Linked DNA regions of Homo sapiens: regions 1 and 2 are each linked to region 3. A link is a loop called in an ENCODE intact Hi-C map of the cell type or tissue named here. Cell type or tissue: B cell. All regions are shown on one strand.

What was found. Peaks named below come from ENCODE experiments on the same cell type or tissue, not always from the same donor. Only the 100,000 strongest peaks of a DNase experiment are listed, where the experiment ranks them.
Region 1: a loop joins it to region 3, with 3.0 times the contacts of the local background. A loop is called at or near these places in 1 of 110 quality-filtered maps.
Region 2: a loop joins it to region 3, with 4 times the contacts of the local background. A loop is called at or near these places in 1 of 110 quality-filtered maps.

What each region holds. Positions count from the first base shown.
Region 1 is chr2:12,069,776-12,073,775 of GRCh38, forward strand. All of the region lies in intron 2 of MIR3681HG (MIR3681 host gene), which reads left to right. Among named protein-coding and RNA genes, the nearest start is that of MIR3681HG, 65 kb to the left of the region's middle. RefSeq lists an enhancer at 1,843-1,962. In B cell, no CTCF peak of the experiment used is centred here; a DNase peak (open chromatin) is centred at 1,676.
Region 2 is chr2:12,586,111-12,590,110 of GRCh38, forward strand. No RefSeq gene overlaps it. Among named protein-coding and RNA genes, the nearest start is that of TRIB2, 130 kb to the right of the region's middle. In B cell, no CTCF peak of the experiment used is centred here; a DNase peak (open chromatin) is centred at 2,151; H3K4me3 peaks cover 501 bases.
Region 3 is chr2:11,751,561-11,755,560 of GRCh38, forward strand. The region is part of intron 1 of LPIN1 (lipin 1); the gene reads left to right. Among named protein-coding and RNA genes, the nearest start is that of LPIN1, 6.9 kb to the left of the region's middle. RefSeq lists an enhancer at 2,235-2,444. In B cell, a CTCF peak has its summit at 1,908; DNase peaks (open chromatin) are centred at 2,111 and 3,251; H3K4me3 peaks cover 1,263 bases; H3K27ac peaks cover 1,821 bases.

The DNA.
Region 1 (4,000 bases), 320 kb after region 3:
TGCTAAGTGGTATTCCATGGTGCGTGTGTGCCACAGTGTGTTTAGCCCATTCACCAGGTGAAGGAGACCTGGGTTGTTTCCAGGTTTGGATTATTACAAAGAGAGTTGTTATAAACATTTGTGCACAGGCTTTTATGCAAACATGTTTTCATTTTCTGGGATAAATATTTGAGACGCAGTTGATAGGTTGCACGGTAGATGCACATTTGTTTTTGTAAGAAATAGCAAACTGTTTTCCAGCCTGGTTGCAATATTTTACATTCCCACCAGCAATGCATGAATAATCCAGTTTCTCCACATCCACACCAGCTTTCTATTTCTTCAGTTTTTCATGGGTATTTACTTGCCCCAAAGGGATCAGAAACATGCCCTTGAATTTTGTCATTTCTACAATTTAAAACTATTATTTCTGTTATGTTCTTCATTGTGTAACTCAGTGTCTCTTAGGTAAAGTATTGTCAAAAGCAGGACCAGACAAGGATAAACGTTTGTATTCCCTGTAAACTGGTGTGTTTGATTTGACACTCAGAGCTCTACAAGGCACTCTGTTTCCGTTTTCTCCTGGGGGCTGTATTAACCAAGTATTGTATTAACTGTCAGTGCTTCCTGTTAGCCTCCTTTCATGGCTTGCTCATGTCCTTTTTATTATTATGCTTGCTATAAAGAATTCATTTGCCCAAGTCTTTTGAGCACTTCTCCATGCTCCTACAGTTACTGAGTCTATCATGATGTTTGTAAATCTGAACTATAATCATGCTCCTGTATCTGTCTCACCCACTATATGAGGAACTCCTTCAGAGAGAAGTCCCTCTCTCACTGCCCTATTCCCACCCCCAAGATGTCTTCTAAATACTTTTTATTCATTTCCTGGATATTTAAGAATCACTTGTACAGATTTTATATGGGTTTTGCCTCAAGAAAGTCATGGTTTAGATTAGAGGGACCGCACAACTATGAATCTGAATAACTATGAAACCATGCAAGATGTGATGAGTAATTTAAAAGAATTAAGATGCTTGAGGAGCCCAGAGATGGGAGAGATTGTATCTATAGTGGAGATACGAAAGGCTTATTTTAATGTTTTATGACTTTTTAAAAAGCAGTGTCTTCAGCCGCAACTGTTTAAATCCTTTCAGGGATTAGAAAGAGTTATATATAAACTGCAGTTACCCACAGGGAAGGTGCCACGGGAAAAAAGTCTGTGGGTTATGGGGAAGGCTGGTGATGGGGCTGTGCCTGTTGGTAATGGTGGAGCTTGGGAGAGACCCAGGAGTGAAGACAGCTGTAGAAAGGAGAAGTTTTGCCTCTCTCAAGAAAAACCAACTAGAGTTGAATACTAAGAGAATTATGATTTTGAGATAAATGAAGGTGCATCTTATCCATCTGAAGCCACTCTAATGAGCCCAGTATTTTTAGAGATTCTGAAAGTTGGAATATAAAGAGGATTAATGGCCCTGAGACATCACAATGCGACTGTGGAGAACCGAGTGTTCCTCTGGGGTCCTGAGACACGTGGGGAACTGGACTGATGGGGTCTGCCTGATTGCAAAGTCTCTTCTCTTTCTTATGTTCCATGGATCTCTCAAGATCAATGAAGACAATACACTGATGACCTCTAAGAAGCCCTGGGGACCTCAAACCATACTCAACTAGTGTCCAATACCTTATCCAGTTATTGGCATCATCATTATTATTATTTACAGCCCAACCTCTAAACCAAAAAAAAAAAAAAAAAAAAAGCAGAAGTGAAAGAAAGGGCTTCTTGAGGGCTAGGGAGGCCCAGAACTCTGGTGGAAAAAAACAAAAAAGAGCATCACCACAATGCTGATGATCCACCATGGCTGCTTTCTTGTGGAATCTTTTGGGCCAGTGACTTCTAAAAAGATTGCCACTTGTTGACCAGGCTGGGTTTGACAATGGGGGCATTTGTGAACATATTGTTCATTGTTCATTGAATTATGAACAATGAGAGAAGTTCCTCTCCAAACTCATCTTAAAGACTAGTTGAGCCTCAACTGAATATTTCTTTTATCTTTTGTATTCTGTAATCATATTTTCTTCTTTGCATTGACTGATAGAAATTCTAAGGTGAATTTGTGGCCCTAATATTATAAAGGAAAATAATTACTAAGCTTGGTTTATTGCTGACTGATGTCCAAAGTTTGATCTCCACTTTTGGAGAAAATGGGTTCTATGGTAATCATAATTATAGCCATGGCAATACCTAATATTAACCAAGAGCCTACAGACTTTTGAGGTCTTTGCTAAGCTTTTTACAAATTTTAATTAATTTTCATTATAAGGCATTGTGTCATATGCCATTATTATCACAATTTATAAGTATGGAAGTAGAGACACAGTTAAATAACTTGCCCAAAGCTCCACAGCTATTAAGAGACAGAGCCGGGATTTGAACCCATGAAGACTGGTCTGTCTTGAAGAAACTTGTATTATCATCTAAACATTATTATAATAAAATCCAAAAAAAGTACAAAAATATAACACGGATTTAGATTCAGTTATCCCAAATTTGTCAAATGCCCATGTGATCTTATACAAATTCCTCTACATCATTTGAAAACAGAGCTGATGGCATCTGTCTCCTTGGTTGATTGGAGGATTAAATAACGTAATGTGGGTTAAGTAGGTAACAGTTCCTACCAGTTGGTGCTAATCAAGTGATAGCAAAGAGTGTTCTGGACAAAGAGAAGACATGGGTCTAGTCCCAACTCCAGTTTCCTATAAATAAAATAGGGATGGTAATCTTTTCACAAGCTCAAATAGGATCAGAGACATGAAAACACTTTGTAAAGGACAAATGGCTGAACATTGTCAAGGGCTGTTGATCTTAGGAGACGCTGGACCTGCAGACCTCCAAAAGGCCTCACAGGCAGGTGGCAGGGGACAAGTACATCTATTGATTGTCTTTAGTGTTTTTGAATACTGAGTATGAGTTGTTGTGGACAAAGCAAAACGGTTCACATGGTTGTCGGACAGCACCTTGGCCAGGATTCTGTGCAGGTCTTGCTTGGATAAGAGGGTTTCTTTTGCCTTGAAGTGTCTTGTAGGAACCGCAAACTCAACATATCCAAACATGAACCCATTTTCTTTCATCTCAAATCTGATGCTTCCTGGAGTTTCCATTCAAATAAAGCTACCACCATCTACAGTGCTGCCCAGACAGAAGTCTAGAGTCCTCTTCTGTGTCTGCCTTCTGCTTACCTCCATCCCCAAGCAGAAGCATTCTCAGTGACTGGGTCTGCTGAAATGACCTTGGTGCTTTTTCTCTGACAGGTTCCTATTTCCCCATCTCCACTGCCAACACATGCCAGACACAGGAACTGGCTTCTAAAGCTTCATCTCTAGTCCTAAAAAAGGGATTTTTGTGGCGATGATCATCATGTCCAACATTTATTGAACCTGTGTTGCGCCAGCACTTTCATATGTATATATATGTACACACAAATATATGTGTATTTCACTTATTTTATTTCACTTATGAAACACTTACATAGTATTTACTCTATGCCGAATACCACTTTAAGGACATGATACATATTCATCCATTTAATTCACACAACCACCCAATGAGGTAAATGATATTATTATCCCCATTTTACAGATAACGAAACTGAGGCAGAGAAGTTAAGCAATTTATTCAAGGTTACACAAATAGAAACTGGCAGAGCTTGAATTTGAACCTAAGAAGTCTGGCTCCAGAGTCAGTGCCCAAGTACACAGGAGCTTGAGGAATAGTCATAATAATAGCTAATGTTCTAAGTCAGCCATCTTAGCTGGCTTTATAGAAAACGCAACAACTCTGAGATGTAAGCGTTATTACCCACATTTTACAGAGAAGGAAGCAGGTTTAAGCGTCTTACAGAGAGAGCCCAAGGTCACACATCCAGTAAGTGAAAGCAGAGGTGAGCTTCAGCTGGCAGTGTGAGGTTGAAAATGCTGGCATCTGCCATGCCTGCAAAGTGCTGCTCTGTTTCAAGTT
Region 2 (4,000 bases), 830 kb after region 3:
GCATACGGAACTTATATGAAATTCAAATTTCAATGTCATGCATAAAGTTGGATTGGAACACAGTGCCACTCCCCCATCCATTTACATATTATCTATAGCTGATTTCTGGATCCAAAGGCGGAATATTTGGAATAGAGATCATATAGCTCACAGAGCTAGAAATATTAACTATTTGACCCTTTAGAAAGAAGATTTGCCAACTTCTAATGCAGAGGACTTATTAACTAGAGAAACATGTTCTCAAAAGTGACATTTCTTTTTTTCTTTTTTCCTTTAGTGCGGTTGTGTTATTAACTTGAAATGCAGTTTGGTTACTTTGTTTCTGTTCGCATTCCATGTGGAGTTTTTTTCTTCCGTTCTTATTAATTATATTTGCGTATGCAAAATATTAATATAGTTCTAAAAGTCAGATCTAGTAGGTTCTTGAAAACTGGACTTCAAGCTAAATGATGTATAATGAAACCAACTTTACCACAGGCTAATTGATATAAATAGGACTTAAGTTCCTGCAGCATATTTCTAATCACAAAAACATCATCAAACTTCTAAATAAAGAGCAAAACACTTCTAATATTAAACATTGAAATTAATATGAGCTATGCACATATTTAAGAAAGATGAATAAAAACAAGTAATAGTGCTCAATAAATACGTGTGTCTTCATTCTGCTATCTTATAGAAGCATAGTTAAGAAATATACAACAACTAGAAGTCAGTCTTGGGGTGCATTAGTTGTATATAACAAATGTACACAGATTTGGTAACTTAAAACAACACAGATTTCTTATCTTACAGCTTCCGTGAGTCAGAAGTCCAGGTACAGCGTAACTAGGTTCTCTGCTCAGACAATCAAGGTGTCTACTAGGACTGTGAACTCATCTGAGGCTTGGCATTTTCTTCCAAGCTCACTGTTAGTTTGCAGAATTCAACTCCTTGTAGTTGTGAGACAGAACTCCTGAGGTTCTAGAAGACACCTGTCATTCTCTGTCATGTGGCTCTTTCCACAACAAGGCACCTGTTTTAAATGGCTCGCCTGATTATATCAGACTCACTCAGGATAATCTCTCTTAGACTACCTCAAAGTCAATTAATTAGGGCCCTTAATTACATTTTCAAAATCTTTTCACCTTTGATGTATAACTGATCTAGTTACAGAAGAGATACCCTTCCTATTGCTCCTACACTCAAGGGGTAAGTATTGTACAAGGATGTGGGCCATTGGGGGTCACTTTAGAAGTCTGCCTGCTGCATGGGCTCTTCCCTCATTGTGTGCCTCCTCGGGCTTGCATGCTATCTAGAGGACCCAATCATCCCACAGAAGAATGATGTCAGCAGGAAAGGCCGGGAGTAGAGTGTATGTGCACTGTGTAGCCTGTGAGTAGACCTGGTTGGCTTTGTGACCTCAAGTAAGTCATTTCAAGTATATTTGCTTTTCCTATTGGGAGTCAATTCTCCATTGGGTTTTCCCATTTCTGAAGGTATTGCAAGCAGAAGCACTAAAAGATAACTATATTTTCAAGGATGTTTGTATAGCAAGAAGCCTTGGAAGATATAGATAGCATCATCCTCCAGAGTAGAGGGTAAGTTTGTTAAGTGCCAGGTAAAAGAAAGATAATGTCTTCCTTCTGGGAAAAAATTCCCACAAGTTTGCTTGCAATCTAGTATAAAAGATTTGAGTTCATGAGATTGGAGTTCCTCATTTGTGATGCACACCTGTGCATGCAGCATTCACCTGAGTCCACTTTTGTGTTGCCTCCATTAGAAGTTGGAACAAGGCGAACCAATGCAACCATGAAGTTTATGCTGCTGTCTGTGTTGTAAACAATGGTCCTTTGTCTCTGGTCCAGGAGTCTCATTTCTTCTGCCGGCACTCATGAACCTGCAATAGCTAACTTGCCTGGTTGCAAAGAAAAGAAAATCTCAGATATTCCATGGTTCTTAACATTTCCCCATAGTACCTTTATATGAGGGGTGCTTCCAACTTCACTTGCTTAACACCATGACCTATGGTCCTTCTAACTCACCCTCTAGTATCACTTCCTCCTTGGAAAGTTTCTTAACTCATCCCCTTTCTTCTAGAAAAAGTCATTCACACTCTCTTCCACACAGTACTTCCTCCTTCCTCCTTAACCACAGTTTCACTTTCCAGTTTCACTTTTCAGTTACCTATGGTTAACTGCAGTCTGGAAACATTAAATGGAAAATCTCAGAAAGAAATCATGTTGTAAATTGTGTGCCATTGTGAGTAGCATGATGAAACCTTGTGCTGCCTTGCTCTCTCCTGCCCAGCACTTGATTCATCCCTCTGTCCAATGTATCCACACTGCGTATGCTCCCGGCCTGTGAGTCACTCAGTAGCCATCCCAGCTCTCAGAATCACTGTCCTGGTATTGCAGTACTTGTGTGCAGGAAACCTTGTTTCGCTTAATAATGGCCTCAGAGTGCAACAATAGTGAAACTGGCATATTGTGATCAAGGTTCTATTTTATTATTGTTGTTAATCTCTTACTGTGCCTAATTTATGAGCTAAACTTTATCATAGGTATGTATGTACAGAAAAAAGTGTAGTATGTATAGGGTTCAGTACCATTTGCAGTTTCAGGCATCCAGTGGGGGTCTTAGAACATATTCCATAGAACATATTCCCCACGGAAATGGAGGGACTACTGTATTACCCTTCCACTTATGCCATAAAGGTCAGATTAAAAGGAAAACTGTCTTCCCCAAAACTACACATCATTTTGAGAATAAGGAATTGCAACATATCTAGTTCTATATAAAATCTACTATAGAGGACTTTCCCAAATATTTTACTTTTCAAATCAGATTAGTATTTGGAGAAGAGACATTAACATGAAGCAACCTCAGTAAACATTGGTATTGGATCTCCATAGAAGTCTCTTAACGGGATTATTAACAAAGGGGGCAAAGAAATGTAATTTAGGTGTAATTATTTCTCTGGGGATTGGGAGTTGGTGATGACCTCCCAAGTTCATTTCTTGCACGTTGTCACAAACAAGGATATCAAAACCACTTTAGGAACGCAATTGGGTAAGAGATGTATGTTGCAAAGATCATGAATAGTAAATAGAAACTTGTGACTTGGGAAAAAACTTCCAGTGACAACCTTTTATAAAGATTCAAGAAGATCTGCCTCTCAAACCTAAATAAAGATTAGGCGCACTAGGTGACTCAAAGAGCGCTTTGATTGACAAGGAAGACATGATACTGAGGAGACAGGATGAGTTCAAATAAACTTGCATCAGGAAATGAGCAGAGAAAAATTAACATACTTTACACATGATTGAATGTTAAATGTGTAGCTATTTTGAAAGGTAGATATTTTATTATTTGGCTACCTTAGTTATTTGTAGAGACATTGTGTGTGTGTGTGTGTGTGTGTGTGATCCTATTTTGCACTTCCTGACAAGGAACCTGTGGCTGTCGTTATATTCACAGCTCTGCTGTATTCGGTGGTAGTTAGTAAACGTTCCCTGCATCTTGCACGTGATAGACAGTCTCCACTTCTGAATGAGATGAAGTTAGAGATCATTGTATCCTCAACATTTTGCATCCTATTTGACACACGGTGGTCAGAAAAATTCATGTTGAAAATTAAATTTTTCACCTGAGACATCAATTTTCATCTCTATAAAATAAGGTGATTTGAGCAACCAATCTCCACTGTCCTTCTGGGCTCAGAGGTTCCAAGAGTCCTTCATCTAGAAGCTGCTGGAAATCAGTGCTGTAACTGGCTGCAAATTCCTGTGAGAAGACTTCGTGGAAGTCTCCCCTCAGAGGCCTAATCAAGAAAGCCTTCTAGGGCTGAAAGCCACCTTTGTGACACTGCCCCACCTCCCCCCCTTGCAAAGGGGCCAGGGTTTCTGTGGGAAGAAGGGAAGCTCATGCTTTATGGCATGTTTTGCTAATGTGACAATCAAAGGCCTTCCAGGTGTTAATGGTGGCAACGGTGCAGAAAGCCCAGAGTGACATAATTCGG
Region 3 (4,000 bases):
AAATGGGTCCAGCTGGGCGCGGTGGCTCACGCCTGTAATCCCAGCACTTTCGGAGGCCGAGATGGGTGGATTACGAGGTCAGGAGATCAAGACCATCCTGGCTAACATGGTGAAACCCCGTCTCTACTAAAAATACAAAAAAATTAGCCAGGCTGGTGGCAGGCGCCTGTAGTCCCAGCTACTCGGGAGGCTGAGGCAGGAGATTGGCGTGAACCTGGGAGGCGGAGCTTGCAGTGAGCCGAGATTGCGCCACTGCCCTCCAGCCTGAGTAACACAGCGAAACTCCGTCTCAAAACAAAACAAAACAAACAAACAAAAAACCACAATGGGTCCATATTATAAGTATTTTTGTACCTGTTTTCATTCTATATATACATTTTCATGTTAATATTTATGGAGCTACCTCTCTACCATTTTATTATCAGCCTCATAATATTCCATTTTACAATGTGGATGGCCCATAATTTATTAAGCCAGAGTCATACAGATATTAAGTTATTTCTGATTTTCCCTATTACAATTAATGCTACAGTTACTGTTTTTGTACACGGATCTTACTGTATTTGTACAATCAGTTCCCAGCGGTATAGTTGCTAGGGTTTGCCAATAGGTGCCCCAAAAGATGGGCATTGCCACATTGCTTACCCCATTTATGACCCTGTTAGTAGTGAGTGACGATGTCTGATTCTCCTACTTTTCATGGGCCCTGGGGTTTTAATGAAATGCTTTGATTTTGGACCATCTGAAAGGCCTCTTTCGATTCCTGTATCTTTAATTATGAATGGGGTTGAATATCTCTCTCATATATTATTGGCCAAATGTGAACTGTCTATATGTTTTGTCCATTTTTTCTTTTGAGCTGTTCCAAGGCCATTTTTTTTTTTTTTTTGAGACGGAGTCTCGCTCTGTCGCCCAGGCTGGAGTGCAGTGGCGGGATCTCGGCTCACTGCAAGCTCCGCCTCCCGGGTTCACGCCATTCTCCTGCCTCAGCCTCCCAAGTAGCTGGGACTACAGGCGCCCGCCACTACGCCCGGCTAATTTTTTGTATTTTTAGTAGAGACGGGGTTTCACCGTTTTAGCCGGGATGGTCTCGATCTCCTGACCTCGTGATCCGCCCGCCTCGGCCTCCCAAAGTGCTGGGATTACAGGCGTGAGCCACCGCGCCCGGCCTCCAAGGCCATTTTAAACTGACCTTAATCTTCTAGAGGTGGCTGGTGTTGGCAAAAATTGTGGGGTTAGGAAAGCTGTGGCAGGGGTTTTGAATTTTGGCAGTTCCAAGAAAGCAGCGTTTCTTGGCAATTTGTGAAGCCTGGAGATGGATTCTGCCAATTTTGGAATAAATGTGGAATTTTCTAATTTAATCGTGAGGCAAGAAACCATGTGACCTCTGTCACCTCATCCTGACAGTGTCCGCAGTGCTGTCCTTTCTGGAACTGTATGAAATTGCGGTCGTGAATGCTTTGGAGCGTCTGCTGTGTGCTGGAGTTCTACAGATGAGCTTAATTATGGGAACGCCCTCCTGTCCCTGGGCAAGGAGGGGGATGAGCAGGGTGGGGGTGTGCTGGAGGAGGAGACGCCTGCCACTTTGCCACCCTGGAAGCTCACTGCAAGAGCTGCAAAATTTCCCACCTGCCTAACACAGGCAGGGCTTTGGTGGCGGGACCCCAGGGCTGGCTGTTTTTGCTCTTTCATCACTTTTGTCAGGAAGTATTGAAAGACCTTTAAAAGGCCTCTGACTTGCAGGGCCTCTGACCTGCAGGCCTTTTAAAGCATCTCCAGCTTTTCTAGTGAGTTTTTGTATTTTGGACGGGAATGTCTCACGAACCCTGGCATGCCAAGAAAGTCCCCAATTTCCCAGCAGGTAGTGATGGATGCAGAGCTGTGCTCTTCTGTTTAAGAAGCTCCTCAAGGCACTCTGGCCAGGACAGTTTAACCACAGGGACGCTGGTGGACTCAGTCAATCCAGACCTGGCAGAGGGCAGCAGCTGCCTATAAGTGTGTGCCAGTTACAGCAGGGCGTGGGCTGCTGCCCAGGTGGCCTGACTTTCTGTCTGTGTTCCTTTCCCTGTATCACCCTGAGTCTGAGCCAGACTTCCTCTTTTGTCACAGGTAATTCATCACCCTTATCAACCGCCGTTAAGTATCAGTCCACAATGCTCTGAAAAGACTTCCTCTTTGCCGTAAGTGTAAATTACAGGAGGAAGCTAACACTATTTATAAATCAATTTCATTTTCATGCAAGTCTTATTAGTCATGATACCATTTTGGGCACTTCCTAGAAGCTTTTTGTGTTTTTAAATGCTTTGGATGAAAATCCTCATTTGTCTTGTAAACCTCCAAGGTGGATGTGATCTCGGCGAACACCAGTAACAGCGTGATGTTTGTGACTTTATCCAGTGCTGGGCGGACCACAGATAGAGTCCCCAGGTGCTGAGACACTGACTGTAGTGTGCTCAGAGGAGGGCGGCTAGGGCAGTGAGCAGGAAGCCCCAAAATCGTCCCTGTCAAGCCCAGCTGGGGAGCCGACAGTGCCTTCCCTAGAGGAAGGGTGCCAGGGGTGGTCATTTAGTTGTCCTGACATGATCCGTTGGCCCCACGAGCAGCAGCCAGGTCTGTATCTGAGAGCTGTAATTTCCTGCTGATAACAGGAACACAGATAAGGGGCACCCCATCCCAGAGTGATATTAGGTTGGCTTTTGAATCACCAGGCTCCTTGGATGTGCCTTAAGCCCACAGGTGCCCTTTAAGCACCTGCCGTGAGGGCAGATGTGACAGATCGTGTTTGCTCTCTGGGCAGTGAGTGGGTTTTGGGTAGCTTCTCTCCAGGAAATGATGAATCACTCGGAGCTGAGCAAGTGCCAGAGAAGTCTTCAATCACAGACTGAACCCAGGAGGGTGTTTCGGCCTTTCTAAGTCCTTAAGGGTTGTAGGGAAGGTTTTGAACAATGGCTTTTGACTTTACCTTCTGAGAGGCTCTGTCAGGGAGTGGTGATGCTGCGGGTGAGAGCAGTTTTGAAGGTGTCACATCCAGGGCCAACCCTGAGCCTTGCTTCTGTAGCCACCTCCTATGGGAGGTCATGACAATAATAAGATTTTGCATGTGTTGTCCAGGAGCAAAGACCTTTCCAAACTAGTCGTTGTGTTGACCACTGAGGATGACAGCCTGGTGGGCTCAGTCAGAGCCATTGTGTTAATACCCTGCTCCCACACACATAGCTGGTAAATGCCAGAAGTTAACACTCACAGCCAGGCCTTCCGACCCCCAATTTTGTGTCATTTCTGCTTTTCAGTCTTACCCTTAGGTGTCACAGCTGTTTATTTAAACTGTTTGCAGTGAATTTTGTTTGGGAGCATTGTCTTGTGAAATTTATGCTCTGGCAGAGAACAATTCCTGCTGTCTTCTTCATTTCTTCTAATTTTTTTTTTTTTTTTTGAGACGGAGTCACCCAGGCTGGAGTGCAGTGGCACGATCTCGGCTCACTGCAAGCTCTGCCTCCCGGGTTCACGCCATTCTCCTGCCTCAGCCTCCCAAGTAGCTGGGACTACAGGCGCCCGCCACCATGCCCGGCTAATCTTTTTTGTATTTTTAGCAGAGACGGGGTTTCACCATGTTAGCCAGGATGGTCTCGATCTCCTGACCTCGTGATCCGCCCGCCTCAGCCTCCCAAAGTGCTGGGATTACAGGCATGAGCCACCGCGCCCGGCCATTTCTTCTCATTTTTAAATTTTAGTGCTTTTCCCCCTCGTGCCCCGACTTGCCAAGCTACTTTGAGGGTGGTGGGTGCATCTTGCTGTTTTACACTCTGGAATGTCGTGATGGGACCAAAAATAAAAGTTTCTTGCTTGAGATGGGCCCTGCGATGGGGCAGGTACCGCGTCAGAAATGAGCAAGCCTCGTCCCTGTCCTCAAGGAGAGAAGACTCACTTGGTAGACAGATGTCTGTTCAGCCACTTGACAAATGACAGTAATATTGATCAAGCTACTGCCCTGGATGGCTGG